2 separate regions of the Mus musculus genome follow, and region 1 is linked to region 2. A link is a loop called in an ENCODE intact Hi-C map of the cell type or tissue named here. Cell type or tissue: heart. All regions are shown on one strand. Links, peaks and the distances in the headings refer to the core of each region. The heading gives the core; the rest is flanking DNA.

Region 1 (8,322 bases), core at 229-8,228, 120 kb after region 2:
AAATGGAACCCAGGGTCTTGTTAGGTATGCTAGGCAAGCATCATACCTCTGAGCCATGCCCCCAGGCCCTCCCTGGGGGATTCTAGGCAGGGGCTCTACCACAGAGCCACGCCCCCAGCCCCTCCCTGGGGGATTCTAGGCAGGGGCTCTACCACAGAGCCACGCCCCCAGCCCCTCCCTGGGGGATTCTAGGCAGGGGCTCTACCACTGAGCCACGCCCCCAGCCCCTCACTGGGGGATTCTAGGCAGGGGCTCTACCACTGAGCCACGCCCCCAGCCCCTCACTGGGGATTCTAGACAGGGACTCTACTACTGAACTATATCTCTACTTGTCTTTGTACTTTTTGAGAGAAGGTCTCATTAAGTTGTCCAGATTGTCTTCGGACATGCTGTGTAACCCAGGCAGGGCTTGAACTTGTGATCCTCCTGCTTCAGCCTCCTTAGTAGTTGGGATGACAAGCCTTCCTTCATCTGTATGCCTAGTTCCTTAATCATCTTCCCACAAAGCCCTCGCAGGCCTGGGTCCCTGGCCTCCTCTCCAGAATAGCTTGGCTGTGTTCCAGCCTGGGGGCCTGATATTGGGGTGTTTCTTCTCTCTAGAATGCATTGAAGTCCTCAGCCTTGGGGAGGAGACAGAAGTGAGCCAGCGCTGAGGACATGGCACGGGGGGTTAGGGGTAGAGGGCTCAGGAAACCCTCTACACTGTAGCAGCACTCTGCCACCCAGAAAGGCTTGGAGACACGGTGGCCAATGTGTGCACACTCACCAGAAAGACCAGGCAGTGCAGGAACAAGGTGTAAAAGAAGCTGATGGTGCGGGCCATCTTGTTGGAGAGAATCAGACGGCCCTGAAGGCAAACAAAGGGGATGTAGGGCAGGGTTGCTCTGTGCTCCTTTCTGAAGAGGTATGCAGGCGGGGGTGGGGGGTGGGTGGGGGGCTACTTTCCCCCGGGACAAATGGGGATACTCAGACGGCAAAGGTGAGTTCTTTGGGTGCATGCATGTACACACACATCCGTGGAAGCCAGAAGTCGGTGTCAGGTGTCAGGTGTCTTCTTTAATCACCTGCCACTTTTATTTATTTTATTGAAACAGGCTCTTTAGTCTGGCTGGCCTGGAACTCCCAATGTGTGCCTTTGATCACACAGAGACCCTCTTGCCTCTGCCATGCGGCCCACTGTGCCTGGATCCACTTTTTTAAAATTGTTTTTAAAGACTGTCCCTTTGAGAACCTGGAGCCCAGATTTGGCTAAACTCGGCAGCCAGCAAACCTCACATTTCTCTGAGTCCCACCACTCCAATCCCCCCACCCCGCTAATGCTGGTTTCAGGAGCTTGTCATGGCACCAGGCAGGTATCATGGTGACTCAAACTCAAGTCCTGTGTGCTCAGCAAACACTGCATCTGCAGAGCGACCGACACCCAGCACCCGGTACAGTTTCTGGCAAATGGTGCCTCCTGCAGGCCAGTTTCTGAAACTACAGTCAACGAGGCTATCCAAGGAGCTGTCCCAGAAGGGCCCAGAAGAGGGTTGCATGATCTCAGAGCTTCTTCAGAGGGGATGAAGAACAAAGACGAACATCCACCACAGGTGGATACAAGGGTATGGACTCACCATGCCAAGTGTGGCCTTGTCCCAGGGGCTCAGGCCCAGGTACTTCCTCTGCCGCTCCTGAAGGACAGAGAGACATGGAGGAAGGGTCCCACAGAGAGAGGGGACCTGTGTAAAGCCGCCTGAATCTTCATGTTACTTTACAACACCAGAGGGCTGCAAGGATTCCCTGGGTGCCTAATCTGTGTCACACTCAATATGAGAGCCTGGGCTCCCTAATCTAGCAGCCCCTTCTGCCTGTAGGAAAGTCCTTCATGGGCACAGCTTCTATAATCTAGGAGAGGCTTGGAGTGGTTCCTGCCCCCAGTCACCTGACACAGGGAGTTGTGACCCCTTTGCTGATCTGCCTGTCCCTATAGGTGTACTCTGGGTTAACCTGTTCACCAGTAGTTCTCAACCAGTGGGTCGGGTGGGTCGTGACTCCTTTCACAGGGGTCACCTAAGACCATTCTGCATATCAGACATTTACATTACAATTCATAGCAGCAGCAACATTGCAGTCATGAAGTAGCAATGAAAATAACTTTAAGGTTGGGGGTCACAACACGAGGAACTGTATGAAAGGGCGGCAGTACTGGGAAGGCTGAGAACCGCTGCTGTTCCTATTGGATAGATCACAGGGCCCCCAATGGAGGAACTAGAGAAAGTACCCAAGGAGCTAAAGAGATCTGCAACCCTGTAGGTGCAACATTATGAACTAACCAGTACCCCGGAGCTCTTGTCTCTAGCTGCATATGTATCAAAAGATGGCCTTGTCGGCCATCACTGGAAAGAGAGGCCCATTGGATTTGCAAACTTTATATGCCCCAGTACAGGGGAACGCCAGGGCCAAAAAGGGGGAGTGGGTGGGTAGGGGAGTGGGGGTGGGTGGGTATGGGGGACTTTTGGGATAGCATTGGAAATGTAAATGAGGAAGATACCTAATAAAAAATAAATAAATATGGGAAAAAAAAAAAGAACTGTTGCTGTTCACTGGCCCACAGTTTACATTACACCTGAGGGGTTCAGAGGTGGCCCAGCAGTTCGGGAGAGTGTGCATGAGAAGGCAGGACACAGGGAGCAAAGGACATTGTTTTATAGCTCTATGGCTGGGTCAGGCCCACAGACCCTCATGGAGGACTCTAGGCAGCACTGTACCCCGGAGCTACATTCTCAGCCCCAGAGTTCCTACTCACCCTCTTGCTGAAGGAGGAGAAAGGGTCCAGGCGTTCCTCGTATTGGGAGGAGTATCGCAGCTCCGTGTCGTCACTGCCGATACCCTGCATGGAGAAAGAGGGTACACGCAGTCAGTCATCAGGGGTTTGGGAGTCTGGGCTCCAGGGAGGACAGGATTAGAACTGGAGGGGAGGGCGGCAGGGCGCCAGTGCTAATAGGACCAGCATGTTGTGGCACGGGCCAGGGTGTGTGTGTGTGTGTGTGTGCGCGCGTGTGTGGGTATGTGTAGGGGGGAAGGGGACGAGGGTGGGGAGGCGGGTCACAGTTCCACTGGGGAGCTAAATCTTAGAAAGGCTGGAATGTACAAGTCACAGTTCCCAGTGGGAGGGGCAGTTTTGTGTATGTGTGTTTTCGGGAACCTTGAACTTCCGGCCTTTAGTGATCCTCTTGTCTCGGCCTCCCAAGAAGTTAGGGCCACAGGTGAGTGCCGCTGAGCTAGCTACGCGGAAAGGGCCTGAGGTAGCCAGGAGGCGCTTTTCCTAACAGCCCCTGGAGGCTCTGGTTTGCGGAACCCGGGTGCCCTCTAGTGGCCTAAAGAGGGCTGTTGCTTCATTTGGGTGGGAATGGGTCTTATTAAGGCCACAGACATCCCAGCTTCCTCTCTCCCTCAGTTTCTTTTCTTTTCTGTGTCTCTGTGTACATGCGCGCGTGCACACGTATGCACGCGTACATGTGCAAGCACGGAGGCCCTGAGGTCAGGAGTCTTCCTCGATTATACTCCACTTATTCACTGAGGCAAGAGCTCTCGCTCGAACTACAGCTTGTCTTTACAGCTAGCCGAGCTAAAGCTTGCCCCTCTGCCTTCGGAATTCTGGACTTACAGGCAGGCTGCCACGCCTAGCTGCCATTTACGTGGGAGCCAGGGATCTGAACTCTAGTCCACAGGTTTGCATGGCAAGCATCTCACCCCTGGAGCCATCTCCCCCAGCTCTTTTCCTACCTTCTGCCTTCCCTGAGCTGCGGAAGGGGTTTCTGTGTGCATGGTGGACCCTGCCTGGGAGGCCTGGGGCCTCGAAAAAGCCACCACAACAAACAGGCTTCTAGCCTTTTCTGTTCATTGTTTTTGGGGTGTGCATTATAGATGGTCTTTATATTTTTTGTTTTTTTCTAAAATGTAGTTTTTGTGTGTATGTGTGGTTTGCCTACATGTATGTGTGTGTGCCACACGTGTGCAGTGCCCACAGAAGTCAGAAAATAGTGTCTCTCCAACGATTGTAATCCGTTTTTTAGACAGAGTCTCATTAGGAAGTCTAGGCTGGACTCCAATTAGTGAGCCTCCCATGTCTGCCTTCCACCATCTTCAGGTACTATGCACGGAGCAGACAGCTGACAGGTGGGAAGGGAGGTGTGTATCTTTGGGGGTCCCCCTGGTGCTGACCACCCAGTGGATTACTGCTTAACGCTCCCTGATCTTGCCCCACACGCCATCCATAGTTTCTCTGGGAAGAAGAGGAGCACGTGTGGGGTGGGGGTGGGGGACTCACTCTGCCAGGGTAACTCTGCAGGAACTTGATCTTCTCAAAGAGTTTGATGTTGTCAGCGCGCAGGCTGTCCAGCTCGCTCTGCAGGGCCTGGATGGTGTGCTGGGCCATGCGGCTCTCCTGGGAATGGGGGCAGGGCAAAGATGGACAAAGGTGAGATGTGAGGGCTTCATTTGCCTGGGGCCTTTTCTGTGTCTTGGTGTGTGAATATTTGCATGTAAAAGTGTGTGTGTGTCTGTGGATGCTAGAGATGGGTTCTGGGGATTGAACTTAGGTCCTCATGTTTGCACAGTGAACACTTTACCCGCTGAGCATCTCCCCAGCCTCTCATGGGCCTGAAGTGCTGACTCTCCTCACAGATGCCCCAGCTAGAAAGTCTTTTTGCAGGAAAGTCAATTTCTTCATATTTGAATTTTCTATTTGTTATGTTTGGGTCATTTAAAATGGCATTTTAAGAAGATTTACTTTTATTTTATGTGTATGAGTATATGGCTCACACAGAGGCCAGAACAGGGTATCAGATTCCCCTGGGGATGAAGTTACAGACAGTTGTGGATTGCCAGGCAACTGGGAAATGAACCTGGCTCCTCCTCAAGAGCAGTAAGTACTCTCAACCTCTGAGCCACCTCTCCAGCCTTATGTTTTGGATCCTTATGCCTTTCAGAGATTGTGTGCTGAAGGCTTATTCTCCAGTCTAGGGGGGTATTGAGAGGGGAGAACCTTGAGAAGGCGGGGCCTCATGGGAACAAGCTATGCGATTGGAGGTGTGCACCTGGAGAGAATACGGAGACTCCAACCCTTCCTATTTCATTGCTTACTGGCAGCCATAAAATAAGCAGCTTGCCTTTATCATATGCGTCTCCATGATATGCTGCCTGGCCACAGCCCAAGGCAACCATGCTAACCCAGAACATATCGAAAGGTCTGAAACCATGACCTCCCCTCCCAAACCTCTCCTCCTCTACACCCCATCTTTTTTGCTTTTAGTCCTGGGGATGGAACCTAAGGCCTTATATTATGCCAGGCAGGTGCTCTACCACTGAGCCACGCCCCCAGCCCCTCCCTGGGGGATTCTAGGCAGGTGCTCTACCACTGAGCCACGCCCCCAGCCCCTCCCTGGGGGATTCTAGGCAGGTGCTCTACCACTGAGCCACGCCCCCAGCCCCTCCCTGGGGGATTCTAGGCAGGGGCTCTACCACTGAGCCACGCCCCCAGCCCCTCCCTGGGGGATTCTAGGCGGGGCTCTACCACTGAGCCACGCCCCCAGCCCCTCCCTGGGGGATTCTAGGCAGGGGCTCTACCACTGAGCCACGCCCCCAGCCCCTCATTGGGGGATTCTAGGCAGGAGCTCTACCACTGAGCCACGCCCCCAGCCCCTCACTGGGGGAATCTAGGCTGGGGCTCTACCACTGAGCCACGCCCCCAGCCCCCTCATTGGGGGATTCTAGGCAGGGGCTCTACTGCTGAGCCACGCCCCCAGCCCCTCACTGGTTGATTCTAGGCAGGGGCTCTACCACTGAGCCACATCCCCAGCCCCTCCCTGGGGGATTCTAGGCAGGGGCTATTCTGTTGAGGCACATCCCAGCCCTACCACTGACTTATATCTTCAGCCTTTTCTTTTCTTGAAACAGGGTCTTTCTAAATTGCCCAGGCTGGCTTTGAATTTAAGATATTCTGTTTCAGCCTCTTCAGAAAATGGGATTATAGACCTGTGCCACCAGTCCTGGCATAAAATCCTTTCTTATTGGGGTCAGCCATACTCTCTCCCATCCATTCTTTTTTCCCATTTTCCAACGTGCTGCAGATTTCCTCTGTGGATGGTTGAACCCGGTGGCTTTGTGCCTGAGTGGCCCAGGTACACTCTACTGCACTCCTGCTCATAGCATCTGTGGGTATTCCAGGCAGTCTGGTGCCCACCCTTGGGTCTTGTGTTCTATATCTCCTTCTTCCAACCCTGAAAAAAATCCCCAGTGTTCTTTACTTTGAGTTCGTGAATACTTCTTAAAGCCCAAAGTGGCACAGCCTCCTCCAGGAAGTCTCAACTGCATGGAGTACATCTAATCCTATTGCCAGTTCAGTATCTGTTGTTTTCCCCAAGCCTATGTCTTTCTACATTTGTGTCCTCAGATTTGAAGCCTACGGGGAACAGGAAGTAGGGTGGGACTCACGGCTTCCAGCTCTTGGTTCCGGGTGCGGAAACGTTCCCTTTGGCTGGAGATGATGGAAAGCAGGGAGTCCACCTGGCCTTCTGGAAGGGTCCCACTGGATGACATTGAGGGTCCTAGGAGATCGCAGGAAACGGCTTGGGTGTCATGGTGGTACCCTGCCCCCATCTGTACTGACAGAGAGCCAGGTCCCAACATTTCCTTCCCATGACTTGAGCTAAATGGGACCTTGCATCATGTCTGGTGAGCTGCGGTGGGGGTGCCCCATCTAAGATCTGTGATGTCCTACAATAGCTCCAAATGCAGCAGTGGAGATGGTGACAGTGGTGGGGGTGGAATGCCAGAGAAACACGGGCACGCTGAAGGCTCTGGGGAGCTAGGAGCAGCCCACAGCACCCTTTCCTGAGGTCACTGGCAAGCCATAGAGACAGAGGCTGCATTGCTGGGACAGGCCCCTTCTTGCTTGGAGGGAGAACATAAACTTTGGGAATCTGAGTTCCTAACAGGCTCCAAGGGCTTTCCTTGGCCCCTAACTCCTTGGGTGAGTGTTATTTGGCCAGGCCTTCCTCACCATAGAACAGAGCTGTAGCTTCCTTGATGGGTTCTGGAATCTTCTCTAGGCCTTGCTCGGAAGCTCCCTGCAGGGTAAAAAGGAAAAGATAAGCCTTATTTGCAGCACGGTGGGGGACTTTCCAGGGTGGGCAGTGTCACTGTGGGAGCTGGAGCTCGTGAGTCTGCTGGCCTGGACCAGACACAGCGTGTGCACAGGGCCCACTGCAGCTCTGGCGGCCGGGGTCCGGCAGCCTGCTTCCCCCCTGGCCACACACTGCCCTGGTGTGTAAGGCTTTACTACTGTGACCTAGGGTCTTCCGGCTTCCCTCTCCAGCATGGTTTTTCATCCCTCATAGGACAGGTGGCAGGCCAGCGAGGTGGCTCAGCAGGTAAGTCAGTCTCTAGAACCACACGGTGGAAGGAGAGAACTCACTCCTGCCAGTTGTCCTCTGGCCTCCACAAGAGCCCTGATAGGTTACTCTGTCTCTGTCTCTCTCTCATACACATATAGGAATGAATGAATGAATGAATGAATGAATAAATGAACAAGTGAATGAATGAATACATTTAATTTAATAAAATTAAAATGAGGGGCTGAAGAGATGGCTAGGATGTTAAGGGGCTGCTCTTCTAGAGGCCCCAGACTCAATTCCCAGCATCCACACATGGGCAGCTCAGAAATGTCCCAGACTCTAGTTCCCGGGGATCCGATGCCCTTTTCTGGACTCTGCATGCACATAGTGCAGACATACATGCAGGCAATAGCCATATGTTAAAAAAAAAAAGCCTCAAAAATCAAAAGGACAAGTGGCCCCTTTAGGTGCCAGTGTTCACAGGACAAGGGTCCATCAGCTATGCAGCTGGGCCCGTGTGACCTTGCTTTGCCTCTGACCAGAACTTTTAGTGCCTGGACACAAGCTAGTGCCGACCTCACGGTGCTGTCTACTAGTCAGAGTAAACCATGTGGCATCAGCCGTGAGGTTGGAAAAAAGGTGGCCTGCACGGGGCAATAAAACCCCGTGGGGAGGCCAGGGAGATGGCTGCAGACTTGGAAAGTCAGTACTTCTGGGTTCCGCGACACACACGGGGGTGAGAGTGGGTGCGCAGTGAGCAGGCCAGGCGGGAGGCTCACCTCGGCATCAGGCCGTTGGATGGACTGGATGGTGCTGAGGTCCTGCTCCAAGCGAGCGATCAGCTCCTTCTGCTCAACAGCCTTGGCTGTGGCCTCAGTGAGGTGGATCTGCAGCTCCGCACAGCGCCCTGTGGTGAAAGGAAGATGCGGCCATCAGAGGAGTCCAG
Region 2 (8,322 bases), core at 278-8,277:
TAGAGCTGGTGTTACTGGCAGTTGTGAACTGCCCATGGGAGACACTAGCAACCAAACTTCAGTCCTCTACAGAGCAGCAAGCACTCTTAACCAGGGAGCCATCTCTCCAGCTCTTTCTATCTTGAGATCAATCAATCTCATGGAGTTTCCCAGGTATCTTTCCATTTCTCATCTCCTGCTGAGCACCAACCTATGACCCAAACCTCCCACTGCCCGTTGGCCCAACACGTACCCTCCTCCCGGGCCGGCTCAAAGGCACAGGCCCACAGCTGGGTCTCCAGGTCCTTTGGGCTGTTGTTTCTGCTATGACACTGCAGGAAGTGCAGGGGTTCCAGGTGTAGGGCAGCCTGTGGGGACACAGGTGGTCACGGTTGCCCCCTGGCCTGCTCCCTCTGGCCTGCTCCCCCTGTCTCGTGGGGAGCTTACCTGCCCTCCATCAGCACCCATAGGACTGCCCTCAGCCTGAGCAGGTGGGAGAGCACGCACTCGCTTGCTGGGAGGAAGGGTGACTGGGTCTTTACCTGGCCGTTTTGAAGCCACCTCTCTGGCCTGTGAAAGGAAGGAGACTTTAACCATGTGACCATGCCCTAAGGTCCCTCCCCTGACTACACACTGAACTATACACCCTCTCAAAGGCACGGAAAGCAAGAACTGGGCCACAGGGGGACCTTGCTCCGTGTTAGGGCTGGGCACTTAAAATGTTCTCCGAGAGCCTAAAGGTTAAAAGGCTGGGTTAGCAGACTATGGGGCTACTCTGGAGTACAGTGAAGGTGAGGAGACTCAGGCATCCCTTGAAGGGGGCACTGGGACACTGGCTCCCCTTTCTCTCTTTGGTTCTTGATGGCCACAAGATTCACAGCCCATCCCCATAAGAGACACAATATGAACAACCTTAGAACCAAGGAACTATGGAGTAAAACTGTAAACCCAAACCAACCTTTCTTCCTTGTAAATCGATGACCTCATGTATGCGGTCACGGCAAGGGAAGGCTGACTGTTCTACTTGGGCATCACCTGAGTTTATGCAGAGGGCCATCTGTGTTCTAGTGCAGAAAGACCCAGGGCTCTCCCAGCCATGTGGATGGAACCGCTCACCCTGAACTTGGAGGCACCTGCAGCCTGGGGATGCTCCACGGGGACCTTAGCGTCTTGCACCTGGGCCCCACCTGAGGCCACCAGTTCCTCGGCGATCATCCGCACCTGGGTGAGGCCAGGCCATCAGCAGGCAGAGCACAGTCTCGGGTGCCCCTCCCCCTCCCCAAATACCTGCTCACAGGGAGCTTGTACCTCTCCATAGGAAATGACCCAGCCAACCCCCCACAGTGCCCCAACCCCTCACAACCAGGAACTTCTCCAGGACAACTGAGAGTCAGGAAAACCAAACCCCTGTCATGACGCCCCCCAACCCCAGTCTCCATGATGTACCCGCCACTGCGTGAACTCGATGAGCGACTCAGGGCCGTAACACACATCCCTGACTGCAGACCTCATGAAATCAGCCCGCACCTTGTCAGTTTCCTCCTCAGGGCTCACAGTGGCTATGAACTTCTGCCAGTGAGCTGTGACCTGCGGTAAGAAAGACCAGAACCGTCCCCGCCCAGCCTGGGTCTCCAGGCTACACACAGCACCTCCACCCTAACTCCTCCGGCTCACACAGTAGACTGACTATACCACCTTCTAGAAACTACTCAATATCTAGTAGCTAGACTTGAAATCAGTCTGGTTCAACTGAACATGGTGGTGATACCAACACTTGGGGGGCTGAGGCAGAAGAGTCCTAGGCCACCTGGGCTATATAAGCAAGAAAGAGCATGTGCCAAAAACCAGCTCACTGTGAGTCTAGCTTCGCTGGTGTCCTGCTGTGCTTGCTGCATACCTTGGAGACAGGGTCTCCAAACACAGAAAGAAAGGAACAAAAAAAACAGACTCACCACCTCAGACCTGAGGCTGTCTGGGCAAGAATCTCTGTTACACAGCTCCAAAACTCCACTTCTGTCCCACTCAGTACCCAATTGCTATGACCAAGGACCCCACCCCCACGCCATCATCCTTACCCTGTCCATCAGCTCCCGATCTAGATTCTCCACCTGTGAGCAGGTGGAGGCCGTGTCCTTGCCATTCACCTTACGAAGCTTGGGCAGGAGAAAGGAGACTTTGAGGTTGTCACTGACCTAACGGAAGAAGAGATAACAGAAAGCCAGGAAGGAGTAAGGACGCATGCCTGGAATCTCAACGTTTGGGAGAGTACGGTAGGGACGTTTCAAGTTTGATGTTGGTCTGGGTTACAGAGCAAGACTCTTTGCCTCAAACAAGCAAAACAACAAAAACCCAAACGGAGTGGGTATGTAGCTCAGGGGGCAGACTGCCTGCTTAGCAAGCACAAAGCCCAGAGTTTGGTCCCCAGCACCGCATAACTGGGCTTTGTGGAACATGGTCAGAACTCAGGAGGTCAGAGGCAGGAGGAGCAGAAATTTAAGGCTATTTGCGGACCCACAGTTAATTTGAAACCAGCCTGTGCTACATCGGACCCAGTCTCAAAACAAAACGGAAACGGGGGGGGGGGGGGCGGGGGGGGGAATGGAGCCTGAGTCTGCCCCACAGAGTCCTGGTCCCTCTCACCGTCAGGAAGGGGTTGCCTTCCAGATTGAGCTCCTCAAGTTCTGGGAACTGGTGCAAGGCAGTGACATCCCCGAGCTGGTTGTTGGTACAGCGAAGGATGCGCAGATGGGACAGGCCCAGGTTAGCAGGCAGCGTCTCCAGCAAGTTGTTAGAGAGGTCAAGTTCCCTCAGCTTCTTCAGGCGCCCCAGGAGATTGGGATCCAAGTGCTCTGAGAGCAGCTGCAGCCCCGACAGACTGGGGTGAGGGCAGAGAGCAAGAGAGCTGAGGGAGCGGGCCAGACCCTCCCATTAATTACCCCATCTGTCCCAGAGGGATTTCCACCAACAAAGTTCTTGTGCAAGCATGAAGCTTGCTTTAGACTTGGCTAGCCTGAACTATGTAGACTAGGTTGGCCGCAAAACTCAAGAGATCCCATCCTACACAACTCATTGCGTAGTCCAGGAAAGCCTTGAACTTAACTCTCCTCCCCCTACCCACGTGCTGAGATGACAGGCATGTGCCACCCCTTGGGAGCTGTTCAGGTGTTGATAGGGATGGAACCCTAGGGATACTCAGGCTCTGTGCATGTCTAGTAAGCAATGTAGCAACTGAGCTATGCCAACTGTTCTAGCCTTCTCACTTCCTAACTTACCTTTCTATGTATTACAGAGTGTCTATGTATCTGTGTGTGGTGTGTGGATAGGAATGGGCACAATCAAAGCGTGATTAAGGGGGTCATGGTTTTAGGGAGCTGCTTTGCTCCACTGTCTGGGCCCAAGGGATTGAATTCAGGCTTGATGACAGACAGGCACCTTTATCTGCAGATCATTTCTGTGGCCCATCTTCCCTCCCTTAAAGAGTACTTTGTTGCCGGGCAGTGGTGGCACACGCACGCCTTTAATCCCAGCACTTGTGAGGCAGAGGCAGGTGGATTTCTGAGTTCGAAGCCAGCCTGGTCTACAGAGTGAGTTCCAGGACAGCCAGGGCTACACAGAGAAACCCTGTCTCAAAAACAAACAGGCAAGCAAACAAACAAAACAAAATGACTTTAGAGCCCAAGACTTCCAAGTTCCTTCTTGTTTTTACTAGTTCCTGCTAGCCCGTTCCGTGCTACACAGGATCCCTCAACATCCCTTAGTATCTCATCAGTCTTTCCACTCCGCGCAAGGCTAAGGGCGTTCGCTCCAAGTTTATCTGACGCCGGGCGTTGGCTGCCAATCTCCCACATCTCCGTTTGGCGCGAGATTCGACTGGGGCTCGAATCCCGGATAACAGAATAACCCGGGCAGGAGGAGGAGACGGAGGGGTCTGAGCCTTGCATTCCGCCCATCAAACCACCCTGGCGGGGAAGAACCCCACGCCCCGGATCCGCTTCAACCCCACATGCTCTTACTTCAAACTCTGAATCTTCCCCAGCTTATCCGTCTTGGGTCGCCCACGTTGCAGGAGCAGTTGCGGCGTGAGAGGAGCCATGGGTGGCCGAGGGCTCAACCGAACCCGCGCCTCCACGAAGTCCGGTCGCTAAGGCCCGCTGCCGGGGAGCCCAGGAGGTGGCGCACAACAAACCCTTTGCGAGTCCGTTGCGACCGGAAGGAAGTAGAACGCCAGCCTTACGCCCCACCTCCTGCTTCTGCGATGACTACAACTCCCAGCGGCCCCTGCGTCTCGCGCCTGCGCTCTTAACTGATCGGAGGACGCGATGGCGGCGGCGGCTGAAGTTTCTCTTTTGCAGGAGTGCGGCTGTAAGGGCATCCGGACCTGTCTTATCTGCGAGAGACAACGCCACAGGGACCCGCCCTGGCAGATCTGCCTTCAGGTACGGACTAGGAAAAGAGTCATAGCCAGAAAATCTATTCATCTTAATGGGAAACTAAGGCCCAGCTTGCCTGTAAAACAGCCAAGGACCAAAGCCTCGCGGTAGGTGAGTTGTTTGGAGCGCTTATATCTTCAATATTCACAAAACCCAAAAGGTGGACCAAGTGCCATCGGCTGATTAATGGAAGGGCGGGGAAATGCTGGTGCACGCCGAGATCTCTGCATTTGAAAGGCAGAGAGGCTGGAGAACGGACCTCAGCCGCCCAGCAGGTTTTAGGAGTTACCTTGGCAGTAGGGAAGCGGCTGTCACACATCATCTCTGTGACTTTGGGGGGTGAGGGGTGGGGGTGGGGGGCAGTGGTAAATAACTTGGACTGAACGGGTCTGGTTTTGAGTGAGCTTCCGGAGCACAAGGGAGACTGCATGGAAATGGTAGGGAGTGCTGAACACTAGGCCGCCTGTATTAGACAGGGAATGAGCGACTTAAGACAGCACAGGCAGCCGGGCAGTGGTGGCGCATGCCTTTAATCCCAGCACTCGGGAGACAAGAGGCAGGTGGAATTCCGAGTTCGAGGCCAGCCTGGTCTACAGAGTGAGTTCCAGGACAGCCAGGACTACACTACAGAGAAACCTGTCTCCAAAACAGGCTTTGATTTGGGGGAAATTTTTTTGGGAAAACAAACCTGTATGAATCAGCTTTACAGCCGGGCAGTGGTGGTGCATGCCATTAGACTTAGCACTTGGGATGCAGAGGCAGGCAGATCTCTGTGAGTCCCAGGCTAGCCTGATCTACATAGGGAGTTCCAGGAAAGCCCATCTTGAAAAACAAAAACAAATCTGTCTTACAAGATACTAATAGGATCAGGAGTCAGGTAGGCCAGGAAGAATGTTAAAATGTTTCCCTTCTAGCTCTCTGTTGACCAGGCTAACACCTTCCATCAAAATGGGCAATGGATGGATGAATGAATGAATGAATGAATGAAAAATAACTTCAGAGCATTTGTATGGCCCTGGCAGTGCTGTAGCAAGTTGCTGGGATGCATAGCCAGGGGAATGCTTGAGTAGAGGCCTGAGATAGGAGCTGTGGGTGGCTGAGGCGACAGACACTTAAAGAGATCAAAGGGGCCTGAGCCAAGTTTTTTGTTTTAGTTATTTTCTTTAGTTAGAGGCCCCAGGGCGCCCCCTCCATAAGCTAAGATTGCAAGCATATGTCACTATGTCTGGATCATGGCAGCATTCAGAGTGACCAAACACCCAAGTGTTTATTATATCAACTGGTGAACTGAAGAGTGGGCAGTGTTGGTGCTGGCTTGAGGGAGGTCAAAGATATCTACATAGCAAGTTTCAAACCAGACTAAATAAAAGCCTGTCTCGACAGGAAAGAAAGAGGCAAACCATAAACTAATAAGAGATTTTTAAAAATCTCGGATATCCATGCAGTAGATATAACCTTAGAAAGGAAGGAAATTCTGACGCGAGTTCCATATGGATTCACCTTGAAGATGTGCTGCTAAAAGAAGGAAGCCAGTCTCTAGCTGGAGGCGTGGTCTGGAGATAGTGCACCTGCCTAGCACCGCCCAGGCTGGAGAGATGGCTCTACACTTAAGAACACTGACTGCTTCGGGCGTGCTGGCGCAGGCCTTTAATCCCAGCACTCGGGAGGCAGAGGCAGGCGGATTTCTGAGTTCGAGGCCAGCCTGGTCTACAGAGTGAGTTCCAGGACAGCCAGGGCTACACAGAAAAACCCTGTCTCAGAAAAAAAAAACCAAAGACCTAAGTTTGCCTCCCAACACCCAAGTCACTGGCGCCCTCTTCTGGCCTTGGAGGGCACATGTGCATGCCACACACAGATTCAAACATAGAAAGAAAGAACTGCCCTAGTGAGGGGCTTGGGATGGACCTCTGTGGTAGAGTGCTTACCTAACATGCTAAGGCCTGGCTCATGTAGCCCAGGCTGGCCTTATTCACTATATAGTGAAAGATGACCATGAACTCTTAATGGTCCTGAAGACCAGGATTACAGACCTCTGCCGCCACACAGGTTTTTTTGCAGTGCTGGGGAAGGAACCCATGGCTTCATGCATGTCGGGCAGGCCTATACCATCTGAGCTACAGCCACAGATTTATGATGCCCTACATTTTATGTACATTGGTGTTTTGCCTGCATGTGTGTCTGTGTGAGGGTGTTGGATCTCCTGGAACTGAAGTTAATGGACAGTCGTGAGCTCTCCCGGTTGGTTGTCTGGAAGAGCGGCCAGTGCCTTTATTCGCCGAGCCTTCTCTCCAGCCCTAAGATGGCGTTTCTACTACTGCATCTCTTAGTCTCAGAGGAGGCAGGAGCAGGGCTGAGGAAGACACACATCTGTGGCTTCCAATAAGCATTGGCCAGCCCCTGGCCACCCAGACCACAGCCTTACGGTTAGCCCTGCTTCTCAGACTCCTGGTGCAGGCTCCTGTCCTTTATCTTTTTGCTCCTGAGGGGTCGGTGATAGTCACAGTGCCAAAGGAATAGTGCCCACATCCCCCAGCCTCAGGCCAGGTCCTCAGAGAAGAAAAACACAAATGAGAGAATGAGAATCCCATGCCCTGAGGCCTGAGGCCAGGTTCAGGCTGCATCGCCCCTGCGACTCCAGGCTCCTCTCCAAGTTGCTTTAGTTCCAAGAAGAGCATCGGAATCCCAGAGGCTCCTGGTGGGTCCCGGGCACATGTGGCTATTGTGGGTCTTTGCTGGTTCCAGGGCACTTCTGTTTGGGGTGTATGCGTGTACAGGTGTATGTGTATACAGGTAGAGGGCAGAGGATAACCCAGGTGCCCACCTTGGTGTTTTGAGAGAGTCTCACTGGCCTGGAATTTTCTAAGAGGCCAGGCTAGCTTGCCCTTGGTCTGACCTTTGCCTCCCTCCCCAGCTCTAGGATACAGGCATCCATGACCACACCCAGCTTATTACATTTGGGTTTTAGGGGATGGAGCTCAGATCTCTGTGCTTCTTGCAGGTTAAGCACGTCAGCAGCTCACCCACTCTGCCCCATCTCTGTCTTTTACAGAAAAAATGCTGTTTCCTCTACTGCCCAGACACAGGCTGGGCCGCAGGGGCCGAGGGCTCTGACTTGGAGGGTTGGGCATTCCCCTTCCCAGGAGTGACACTGATACAGGACTTTGTGACCCCAGAGGAAGAAGCTGAGATGGTGCGTCTGATGGACTGCGACCCCTGGAAGCTCTCACAGTCTGGGAGGAAGAAGCAGGTACGGTGGCCTGAGCTGAGCCGAGGTATGGTCCCTTTGCCAGTGGCCCCGGCTACCTCCTGTAGCCACACCCTAGGGATCTTTGGTCACAGTGGGTGTGGACTTCCTCATCAAGCGTGGCTGCCGCGTCTCTGTGCGGCTGTCTCTGCGGCTGTCTCGTTGGTGAGGGGATGCCAAGCTCTAGGTTGGATTTCTATCCTGTGTGCTGCTAGAGGCTGCCGGGCATCACCCGTTTCTATTGTGACTCTCACTCCTCACCTGTATGTCTCACCTTCTATCTTTTCCCTTCCTCGTTATCTCTCCCTTGCCACAATGTAGTCAGTGCCTTAGTAGCTTCAAAGGTGCCCCTCACCCTTTGCTCCTGGCACCATAGTGCTGGGTTAGAGTTCTGGCGACATCAGCCAGTTGGGGGTCCCTTCAAGCTTCGTCCTGTGCTGGGACAGCCCCAGCCACCCACTCTGCCCCTGACCTCTGAACAGATGGAGCAGTCCTCCTACCTAGGCTTTCTGGGTCCTGGGATTTCATGCACACACCAGCCATGCCCAGTTTGTGGTTGCCATGGCTTAAGCTGGGCCACTTCTCCTTCCTGTCTCCACTGTAGGACTATGGCCCTAACTGCTTCTCCTTCCTGTCTCCACTGCAGGACTATGGCCCTAAAGTTAATTT

Evidence for each region. A loop is a pair of places that touch in the nucleus more often than their neighbours do. Peaks named below come from ENCODE experiments on the same cell type or tissue, not always from the same donor. Only the 100,000 strongest peaks of a DNase experiment are listed, where the experiment ranks them.
Region 1: a loop joins it to region 2, with 7 times the contacts of the local background. A loop is called at or near these places in 6 of 42 quality-filtered maps.

Annotation. Positions count from the first base shown.
Region 1 is chr5:136,249,758-136,258,079 of GRCm38, forward strand. It overlaps Gm30408 (a long non-coding RNA gene), which reads left to right. Exons shown (of 4, transcript XR_868600.2): 4 at 1,095-2,104. It also overlaps a transcript of Cux1 not described here. Among named protein-coding and RNA genes, the nearest start is that of Gm30408, 8.5 kb to the left of the region's middle. In heart, for the core only: CTCF peaks have their summits at 1,457 (motif pointing left) and 3,349 (motif pointing left); a DNase peak (open chromatin) is centred at 3,334.
Region 2 is chr5:136,131,880-136,140,201 of GRCm38, forward strand. Lrwd1 (leucine-rich repeats and WD repeat domain containing 1) reads right to left here and starts at 4,195. Exons shown (of 15, transcript NM_027891.4): 1 at 3,993-4,195; 2 at 2,620-2,854; 3 at 2,055-2,171; 4 at 1,426-1,566; 5 at 1,096-1,200; 6 at 427-549; 7 at 233-347. The coding sequence starts at 4,072. Alkbh4 (alkB homolog 4, lysine demethylase) reads left to right here and starts at 4,266. Exons shown (of 3, transcript NM_001347492.1): 1 at 4,266-4,415; 2 at 7,459-7,656; 3 at 8,300-8,322. The coding sequence starts at 4,299. In heart, for the core only: CTCF peaks have their summits at 4,144 (motif pointing right) and 6,239 (motif pointing left); DNase peaks (open chromatin) are centred at 4,232, 6,262 and 7,642; H3K4me3 peaks cover 2,656 bases; H3K27ac peaks cover 1,591 bases.